Linked DNA regions of Homo sapiens: region 2 is linked to region 1. The links are chromatin loops, found by intact Hi-C in ENCODE. Cell type or tissue: A673. All regions are shown on one strand.

Region 1 (5,000 bases):
TAATACCATTTATAGACTATCTTCATTGATGATGATTGTTCACTGAAGTTCTGTGCTTTAACATGCCAATTATTGTATCCATTTCTTGGATGTAAATTGATTTACCCATTCTACTCCTCTGCCATTTCCCCTCTCCACAAATTTTTCACCAGTTTTGCCTGGCTTTCTCTCCCATTCAAGTTCTATTATGTGAATCAAAACCACAAAGCTCTATCATTCTGGAGGCCATAGATTCAGTACTACATGTTGAGAAGATTCAATCTGACTTAGGAGATAAAGAAAAAGATTAAAAGAATGATACGGGGAAAGCATATGGCCACTGGTCATTTGCAGCAGCACAAGCAATTCCAGATAGTTGTTCAGCAATTTGGGGAGGATCATCAGTTACCTCTGGTGCATGACTGTGAAGCTTTTTTCTCAATAACGTGCACAGGTGCAGTCTATGCTAAACAGATTAGTCAGTGCCTGGTGACTCTGACATAGGCCAAACTTCACTCTTCCCCACATCAGTGGACATGTCTTCAAAATGAGAAACACTAAAGAAGGTATAGCTGATAGCCAACTTCTGCTTCCTTAAGGAATTCAACAGAACTAGTCTGTGCCTGAAGAGAAATTCGGGTGATATAATGGTAAGAGAGGCAGAATTTTTTGTGGCATGGAAATTCTGCAATAGCATCATACCACTAACCACAGCTGACAAAGAGGAGGTAAACTGAGAAGTAGGCATGTCCCTGGAACCCACATGCCACCACTGAAAACTACATACAGATCCTTAGCCCATTGCCTTCATCTCCCTTCCTTTTGGTCAGAGCTCGTGAACTGATTTTGAGGTCAGGGATGGACAAAAGTCTTGCAGCAGGAAAAAGGGAAGCAGCCCTTTTCTACATCTTTTATGTTTAATTTCATGTCAGACACACCATTATGACACTTGGACATTTGACTCCTGTTTACTTACTTCACAAATGTTATCTAGCTACTTAAATATTTTTTTCTTTTAGAGATGGTGTCTTGCTATGTTGCCCAAGCTGGCCTCTACCTCCTGGGCTCAAGCCATCCTCCTGTCTTAGCATTAAGAGTAGCTGGGACTACAGGCACACACCAACACACTTGGCGGTTAGCTACTTTCTAAGAAATGAGCATGGAGTACAGAATCAGAGGATAAGAAGGGATCTGATGCTGTATTCCCCCAGAAATGGAGTAACAAAAGCATAAGGCTTGAGTCTGCATTGAGGTCTTACCAACAAGATCGAAATTTTACATCTCTCATCTTGTTGTTCTTTCATCTTGGTTTTCTCCCTTCCTGACTCAGAGGAGATGTAGAGCATTTGGATTTAGTAGTCCCTCTAGAGAAATGACCAGATGCAAATGCAGACATTGAAGTGCAGACACAGCACTGAGTCGTGATGTGCCAAAAACATTCAAAGGGAGGCAAGCCAAATGTGAAGGAAGAGGGCACTGAAGCAACCAGTTATTCAAGGCAGACACCTGAAATTACCATAAATGTTGTTTTAATAGAGAGACTTCTACCACGATTTGCTGCCAGGTTCAGCTGAAGTGCATTTTATTCATGTCTGCTACATTCGGTGGGTCCACTAAGGGTAAATTTATTGCCACTATTGGAATTTTAATGCCCAAGAGGCTACAAGCCTTGGTCCTGTTTGTAATAATTCTTCAGAGTGTCCTGTGCAAATCTGAGGTGGAAAAATCAGAGAATGAAAGGTTGTTGAGAAAGAACAGGACGACATTTTAATTATAAAAGGGAAAATGTTCCAATTGGGGTTAATTTCTGTAGAAAGAAACCTCAGGGATATTTCAGGTAGCAAGTAGGTTTTACAGAATTGAAATATAGATTGAAGAGATTTTGCAAATACCCGTTTTCTCATATTTTTGATGATTAAAAAAAGACTCCGAATTTTGTTAAAGGAATTGGACCTTGTTAACTGAACAAAGAATCCCATCTTATTTATATCCTTCCATATTCCTTTTCTCCTCTGTTGAAAGGACATAGTCCATTCCTTTTTTGAGTGTTATTTTCTCCCCAATTCCCTCTCTCAGTGGCAAATCCTATCACTGGTATTTTTAATTTGCTGGTTTCAGAGCATTTGGATTCAGTAGTGGTATCAGCATGCCTTTGTGTGAACAAACTTACCTGTTAAACTTACTCAATTCCCTGCACTGAAGCGAAGAGTTTTTTAAAATGCATATCATTTTTCAAGGCAAGATCCCTATCTAAACAGTCTAAATAAAGGAAAATTTGAAAAATATCTCTCTTTCAAGAATCGATTATTAATTGGGATCCGGATCAATTGGTATAAGAATGCCCGGGACAGAGAGTCAGTTTCCATTGGTAGAAATATGGTCCAAGATTTCTGTGGCAGATACACAGGACTTTCCCTTTTGGAGTTGGGGGACTATTAAAGGAGCTGTTAGGCTCCCCTGCTGCGTGGTTTACCTCATTTAAGTCTTACAACTCCCCTGGGAGAAAGACATGAGTAGTCTCGCTGCACAGAGAAGAATGTCTCAGAATTTAATTGCTTAGAGTCTCTGCGGATAAGTTTCAGATGTGCCACTGAAACTCAAATCTGCCTACGTTCCTTTCACAGCACTACATTGCCTCAAATGGAGACGTTTTGAGTTGGTCTGATATGCTTTTTCCAGTTCCCAGAATTGATTCTTTGTGAGAAGTAGTTTTTTCTCCCATTTCCACCAGGCCAATTATGGCGAATGTAGTAGGAGCAACATCTAGGATTCTCCGTTTGGGTTTCTAATCCGGGGCCGGCACCTGTCTCGGCGTCCTGCCGCTGTCCCAGGCCGGTGGTGCTGGATTCCGCGGCGCTTGGGCAGAAACGAGGAATCCCCGCCAACTCCACAGGGAGGATCTATTCCCAGCCCCCTTATCCCCCTAAAAAACACCCAAACCAAAACAATCACCACAACCTAGACCGTGGGCCTCTGCGGACGGGGCAGTAGAGGGTCGGGGGCAACAAGGCACCTCGGCAGCGCCCTCTGGCGAGAGGAGAGCGCGCAGGTCCCCCGCCCGCGCCCCGCTCTGCCGCCGCCGCCGCCGCCGCCGCCGCCGCCGCCGGCGCCCCCGCCCGGCTCTCCGGGTTCACCCTCGGTCTCTCACTCCGTGAGACACAGACGGTAGCTTTCCGACCGAGCGGGGCACAGGCTGAGGCGGCGCCAGCACAACTGCCGCCGCGCGCCCCGAGGAGACCCGGGCACGAGGAAACAAGGAGAAATCAGGACTCCTTCCCCGGAACCGACCGGCAGCTCCGCGCCCCCGCGCGACACCCTTCGCAGCCACTTCGCGGGGCGGGCCAGGACTTGGGGACGCGGCTCGGGAAGAGCCGGGGCGGGCGGCGGCGGCGGCGGCACGGGCGCGAGGGTGCGCGCACTGGGACTGGAGAGGAGTGAGTGGCGGGCTGGGCGGCGGCGGCCGTAGCCGCGGGTGCCTCCCCGCCTCACCGCTTCGCAGGCAGCACCGCCTCCCGGGCCGCGGCCGCCCGGCCGGGTCCTCTGCGCGTTCCCGGGCCCGGAACCGGCACACGATGCACCCGGCTGCGTTCTGATCGCCGCCGCGCCTCAGCCTCTGCCGCGATGATCCCCCCTGAGCAGCCGCAGCAGCAGCTGCAGCCGCCGTCGCCAGCCCCGCCGAACCATGTGGTGACCACCATCGAGAACCTGCCGGCCGAGGGCAGCGGCGGCGGCGGGAGCCTGTCCGCCTCCTCCCGGGCTGGCGTGCGCCAGAGGATCCGCAAAGTGCTGAACAGGTGAGCGGCGGCGCCGGGCGAGGGCGCGGGGGGCGGGGGCTGCGGGCGCCCGGCTCCGGGTCCCCTCCGTCCCTGGGGCGGCCCACGGGTCCTTTGGGACGGGGTTGCGGCCGGAGGAGACTGAGGAGATCGGGCGACGACGCGCTCCGCGGGCGCAGAGAGGCCGCGGCAGCTTTGTCCCGGCGCAGGGAGCCCTGGAGTGGTGGAGCTGCAGCTGGTCCGAGGCGGGAGTTCGGGGAGAGGCGGGGTTTTTCGTACCTAGCCACCCTGTATGTGTGTCCGCACTCACACCCTCCATACGCGTGCCGCCTCACTTCCCTTTCCCTCTCGCACCCCGGCTTTGCGATCGGGGGTCGGGGGGACGCGGGGACCCGGCCAGGGCTGAGGAGGGAGGCGCGGGGCTGCAGAGATGGCGTGGAAGTCCTGGGCCTCGTGCTGTCCTCCGCCCCGCCCCGCCCGGGGGCTTCGACCCCTTGCCGGGGGAATGGGGTCGCAGCGACAGCCTAGCAGGCGGAGGGAACCCACTTCTCCAGCCTGACGCTCCAGTCGCCTCTCGGACTCTTCCTGGCTGGGAGCAGCGAAGAGAGGGCTAGAGGCCTGGAACAGACCCAGCAAAGTGCAAAACATTGCGGGCAGGGTGTGAGCCGGCGGCGCCCAGTTATTCCGAAGCGCCCATGCCGGAGGGGGCGGGTGCCGATCGCCGGCGCCTCCAGTGCTGGAATCTGCGTAGTGGATTCAGGACGTTGACGTTTTAGGATGAGGACCTGGGTTGACGTGAAAATGGGGGTACCTCTGGCACCTCTGACTCAACTGTGATGTGAAAGGGACTTTTTCTACTTAAGTAACTTGAAATGGTTGACGAGCTGACACCTTAAAAAATTGTATAGGGAATGGGTTTTGTGTTCTTTTTTGTTTGGATGCGTGGGTGCCTTTCGATGCATCTGTAGGGGTAACTGTTCCAGTCGCTCTGTTCATACAGGTTTCTGTGTGGCATTGTGTTGGGTAGCAGAGATTCCCAACGAATTCACACGGAACTGTCTGGGGCTCAAAGCTCTGGTGGGAGTACAAACTATGTACAGAAATAGAATCTTGAGAAATATCCTTATTTTGGGAGTATAGTTTAATTTAGTTATATCAAATCCCGAACCATTCAAGAATCCCTGGTGGGGAATTAATGCGTGCGTTAGTTTATTTGCGGGTACTTCTGTAGCTTTCCATTTATTATCA
Region 2 (5,000 bases), 340 kb after region 1:
CTTTTGAAATCTCCTTCAGAACCAGTTTTAAGTCATTTAAGTTTCTTTATAATTTATCCTTCATTTGAATCCAGAAAGTATTATCTAGCATAATCCAGCATTTTGGTTCTTTCCAAATAGTAAAACCTACCCAAAAAGTATGAGCAACTGCTTTCATTAAGGATATTCCAATGAGTGCTCAGAGGCAATTTCAAAGAGTTCATATGTTTTTGAGTGATGAAAGATTCATTAAACTACAACCATAACCTTCCAGAGTGACTATCTTGAATGATAACCGTGTTTGGATGAGTGAATTCCAGTGCATTACAGAAGATTAGATATGTAAACACCTGCACATCCTGCTCAATAAGTGGCAATTTTCTTCTTCCCTTAAAAGAACTTTCCATTATTTTCAAGGCACACCTTTCATTATGCATGAACATAGCTGGAACAGTAAGCAGAATAATGGCCCTCCAAAGAAGTCGATGTTCTGATCCCTATAATATGTAAATATGTTACTTTACATAGCAAAAAAGACTCTGTGGATGTTATTAAACTCATGATGTTGCTATGGTGAGATTATTCTGAATTATGTGGGTGACCTCAATGTAATCATAAAGGTTCTTTGAAGAGAAGTCCTTTGCAGGAGTCAGAGTAGAGGGAGATGTAACATTAGAAGTGGAGTTCAGTGTCAGGGAGAGACTTGAAAACACCACATTGCTGGCTTTGAAGATGGAGAAAGGGGCTACAAGCCATGGAATGCAGGCAGCCCCTAGAAGCTGAAAAAGGCAGGGAAAGGGATTGTCTCCTAGAGCCTACAGAAGGAACACAACCCTGCCATCCCCTTGATTTTAGGACTTCTGACCTCCAGAACTATAAGATAAACGTGTGCTGTTTTAAGCCATTAAGTTTGTGGTCATTTATTACAGCAGCAATGGAAAACTAATACAGTTGGAGACAATATCTAAATCCTTCCCACCTACTATAGATTGAGTGTTTGTGTCTTCCCAAAATTCATGTATTGAAATCCTAACCCCCAATATAATGGTATTTGGAGGTGGAGCCTTTGGGAGGAGACTAGATCATGAGGGTGGAGCCATCCTGAATGGTATTAGTGCCCTTATAAAAGAGACCCCATTGATCTCCCCTGCCCTTTACCATGCACGCGAGGACACAGAGAAATGACTGCTGTCTATGAACCAGGGCGTGGGCCCCTACCAGACAGAATCTGCTGTCTAAGTCTTTGATCTTAGACACCAACCTCCAGAACTGTGGGAAATAAATATATGTTGTTTATAAGCCACCAGTCTATGGTATTTTTTTACAGCAGCCTTAATAGACTGAGGCACCACCCTCCAGGCAGGTTCGAAGGCACTTATCTTCTGAGAGCCTTCTCCAAATAGAACTGGAAACATAACTGTAAGAGCAGGTTCTCCTGCCCACCCTTGCTTGTGTTTCCATTGTTTGAGAAAAGTATCCTGCCCAGGAGCTGTTCCTTCTTTGTGGTTACTAAGGTGCCAATTCTCCCAATACTGCCTAGATGGGCTCCTTGGAGAGCACCCTGGTGCTGTCTGCCCAAATAGATGCACATGAAAACACTTCTACACCTTGACTGGTTCCAATGACAGACGTGCTCATTTTGAGTCTATCACTGTACAAAATTCACCTGTAATAAATGGTTAAAGTGGGAAAGAGTCCTTGCATGTAAAAAAAGAAAAAGAAAAACTATGCAAAGCCTGCTTCCATTGGCAATGCATTTGAGGAGATGGGTTTGTTCATAAATCAATAAAAGGCTTCGAGCTGCTTTTTGACTGAAGGGTACAGTCTTAAGGCCACTGAGACTTTTTAAGACTCAATGAGAATGCATAGAAACACCAGCATCTGAGAAATAGCAGGAGTTATTTTTGTCTCTCTCATTCCTTTCTTCCCTCTTGTTTATGTCTTCTGAGTTGGGGCCGTTTCTAATTCAAGAGCCTTTGAACAGGAAGACAGACCATGACTGGGCATTTCCTGAGGCCATTAAGTAGGGGGCTCTGTGAGTAGTTTAGGAGCTGTGACACCATCTGGGCCAGAGAACGATGACAGGAAGTAGCAGCTGCCCAGGGCGCTCACCTTTGATTCCCCGTGGCAGAAATCATCTCAATAAGTAGATTTATACAGTACAGCTAACTCGATGACAGTGGAGCTCCCCAAGTGGTTCAGAGTAATAGAAATTATTCATTGCTTCATTGGTTATTCATTCATTCAACATCTACTATCTGCCAGGCGATGCAATGAGCACCTCAAGACTTTGCTCAACTGTCATCTTTTCAGTGAACTCTTCTCTAACCACCCTGTTTAAAATTGCAACCTCACACCTGCACCTATACTGCCTCCCCTCTCCCCTGTTTAATTTTTCTCCATAGTTCTTATCACCACTGACGTAACTAATTTTACTTAATTGGCTGTCTTGTCTTATAAACTCTGTAAGGGCAGGGAATTTTCTTATTACCTGGAATTTGTATTTTGTGAGATAGTGCCTACACACAGAAGGTGTTCCATAAATATTTTTGAATGAATTCATAAAATACTTGTAGGGTCACTACTGTGTGCCAAGTACCACCCTAGCTGCAGAAGATAAAACTGAGCAGAAAAGAGAAAAATTCCTGCGCTTAAGGAAAGGAATTGCATTTTAGCGTAATCAATACAATTAGGTAATACAGAGACGTATGGGAGCCCCTCAGGGGGCACCTAATCTGGATTTAGGGAGCCAGAGAGGGCTTCCTGGAGGAAGCACTGGCTAAACTGAACTCTGACAAGGGAGAAGGACATGAGAACTCCAGACAGGGGGAACAACATGTAGAAAGAAATGAGTCATGGCAGCCAGGTGCAGTGGCTCACACCTGTAATCCCAGCACTTTGGGAGTCCAAGGCGGGTGGATAACTTCAGGTCAGGAGTTTGAGACCAGCCTGGCCAACATGGTGAAACCTCATCTCTACTAAAAAATACAAAAAGCCGGACGTGGTGGTGCGTGCCCGTAATCCCAGCTACTCAGAAGACTGAGAATGGCTTGAACCCAGGAAGCAGAGGTTGCAGTGAGCCGAGATCGTGCCACTACACTCCAGCATGGGTGACAGAGCCAGACTCCATCTCAAACAAAAACAAAAAAAAGAAAAGAGAAAGAAATGAGTCATGGCCAGGAGCGGTGGCTCATTCCTGTAATCCCAGCACTTTGGGAGGCCGAGGCGGGCAGGTCGTTTGAGCTCAGGAGTTCAAGACAACTCTGGGCAACATGGTGAAATCTCATCTCTAAAAAAATACAAAAAATTAGCTGGACATGGTGGCATGTGCCTGTGGTCCCAGCTACTCAGAAGGCTGGGGTGGGAGGATCACTTGAGCCCCAGGTGCACTTCAGCCTGGGTGACGGAGTGAATAAATGAGTCAAGAAAGACCATGGTATGTTAAGGAATGGCTTCAGCATTGAGTTTGTGGTTGTGTTTTGTGTGTTTTTTAAATTTTTTTTTTTTACAGTAAGAACCCTTAACATGAGCTCTACCCTTATAAATTTTCAAGTGCCCAATACAATACTGTTAACTATAGGCAAATGTTGTACAACAAATCTCTAAAACTAACAACTCTTGTATAACTGACAGCATGGAGTTTAAAGGAGGAAATGAGCAAAGAAGAAGATGAAAAAGTACCTAATGACGGATCACAAAGGGACTGACTTATAAGCCATATTCATGAGTTTGGGCTTAATTCTGAGAGTTTCTACTGTAGGAATAGCATGATGAGATTTGTAATTTAGCAAGATCCCTTGCATGATCTGATCTTTTTTCAGATCAGATCAGACAGAACAGGACAAGTAAAGAGATTCTAAATAGTTTTAAGTGGCTAAAAAGAAAGGACTTGGTGACTTATTCGGTGTGTGAGTGAAAAAGAAAGAAGGATCAATTCATGTGTATTTGTTCAGGGCTCAGCAAATTTTTTTGAGCATATATTATATACACTTTCCCATGGGCAACTAGACATATAGCATGAAGAAGACTGTTCTTACCCTCATGAAGCTTCCTTCCTAAGGCATACTTAGGTTTCATTTTCTGACCCTCCCATTAGAATATGTGGGAGTAAAATACGCATAGATATGGGGAAGAGAGTTCCAAGCAAAGAGGACAGTATAAGGGTGAAGAACTTGAGCATGTCAAGTTTAGGAAATTGAAAGAAGTTACTAGTAGTAAGAGACTAAATTCAAGATGAAGATGGGGCAGATTATATAAGACAAAGTCAAGGAAAGGAGTTTGGATTTGCTCTTAGAAAAATTATTAGACTGTGTTGGGCAGGGGACCGATGTGATCTAATTTGTATTTTTAGATCGTCATTGCTGCTGGTGGAGTATTGACCTTTAAGGAGTAGAAGTGGATGTGATTAGACAGTCAGGGGGCCACTAAGTGCATGATGATCATGACTTGAAGCCACTTGCTAACTGTCGATGTGGATAGAGGTGGTTTGATGCATTCAGTAGATAAAGCCAATAGGATTTTCTGAGCATTCATAGAGGGGATAGGGGAAGTTGGAAAGAAAAGAAAAAGAGCCAAGAATGGTTCCTTAGTTATTGGCCTCAGTCACCGGGGGAATGGTTGTGCCATGTGGTAAAATGAAGAAAACTGGGGAAGAGAAGATGTGAAGCAGAAAATCAAAGCATTCTGCTTTGGTCATGTAGATTTGAGTTTCCTGTTAGACATCCAAGCAGAGCTTGGTATAGGTGGCTGAGTATATGTGTCTGGAGTTCAACAGAGAGGCTGAAACTGGAATTATGAATGTGGATGTCATTCTCATATAGATGGCGCTAAAGGTCATTGTATGATTAGGTCATAGTGGAGTGGGTATAAATAGAAAAGAGAAGAAAATGAAACTGAGCCATGGAGCACATTCAGAGACTAGGGGAAAGCAGGCTGAGGAGAGGCTAGTGTGGTAGAGGAGAACAAGGAGAATGTAGTATGTCCTGGAAGCCAAGTGAAGAAAGTGTTTCAAGGGGAAGTGT

What was found. A loop is a pair of places that touch in the nucleus more often than their neighbours do. Peaks named below come from ENCODE experiments on the same cell type or tissue, not always from the same donor. Only the 100,000 strongest peaks of a DNase experiment are listed, where the experiment ranks them.
Region 2: a loop joins it to region 1, with 2.9 times the contacts of the local background. A loop is called at or near these places in 1 of 110 quality-filtered maps.

The regions. Positions count from the first base shown.
Region 1 is chr6:117,904,127-117,909,126 of GRCh38, forward strand. SLC35F1 (solute carrier family 35 member F1) reads left to right here and starts at 3,138. Exons shown (of 8, transcript NM_001029858.4): 1 at 3,138-3,773. The coding sequence starts at 3,601. LOC124901480 (a long non-coding RNA gene) reads right to left here and starts at 2,804. Exons shown (of 2, transcript XR_007059904.1): 1 at 2,150-2,804; 2 at 1,533-1,691. In A673, a CTCF peak has its summit at 2,938; DNase peaks (open chromatin) are centred at 2,485, 2,775 and 3,075; H3K4me3 peaks cover 2,697 bases; H3K27me3 peaks cover 4,272 bases.
Region 2 is chr6:118,247,853-118,252,852 of GRCh38, forward strand. All of the region lies in intron 3 of SLC35F1 (solute carrier family 35 member F1), which reads left to right. Among named protein-coding and RNA genes, the nearest start is that of PLN, 300 kb to the right of the region's middle. In A673, a CTCF peak has its summit at 4,801; a DNase peak (open chromatin) is centred at 1,989; H3K27ac peaks cover 1,105 bases.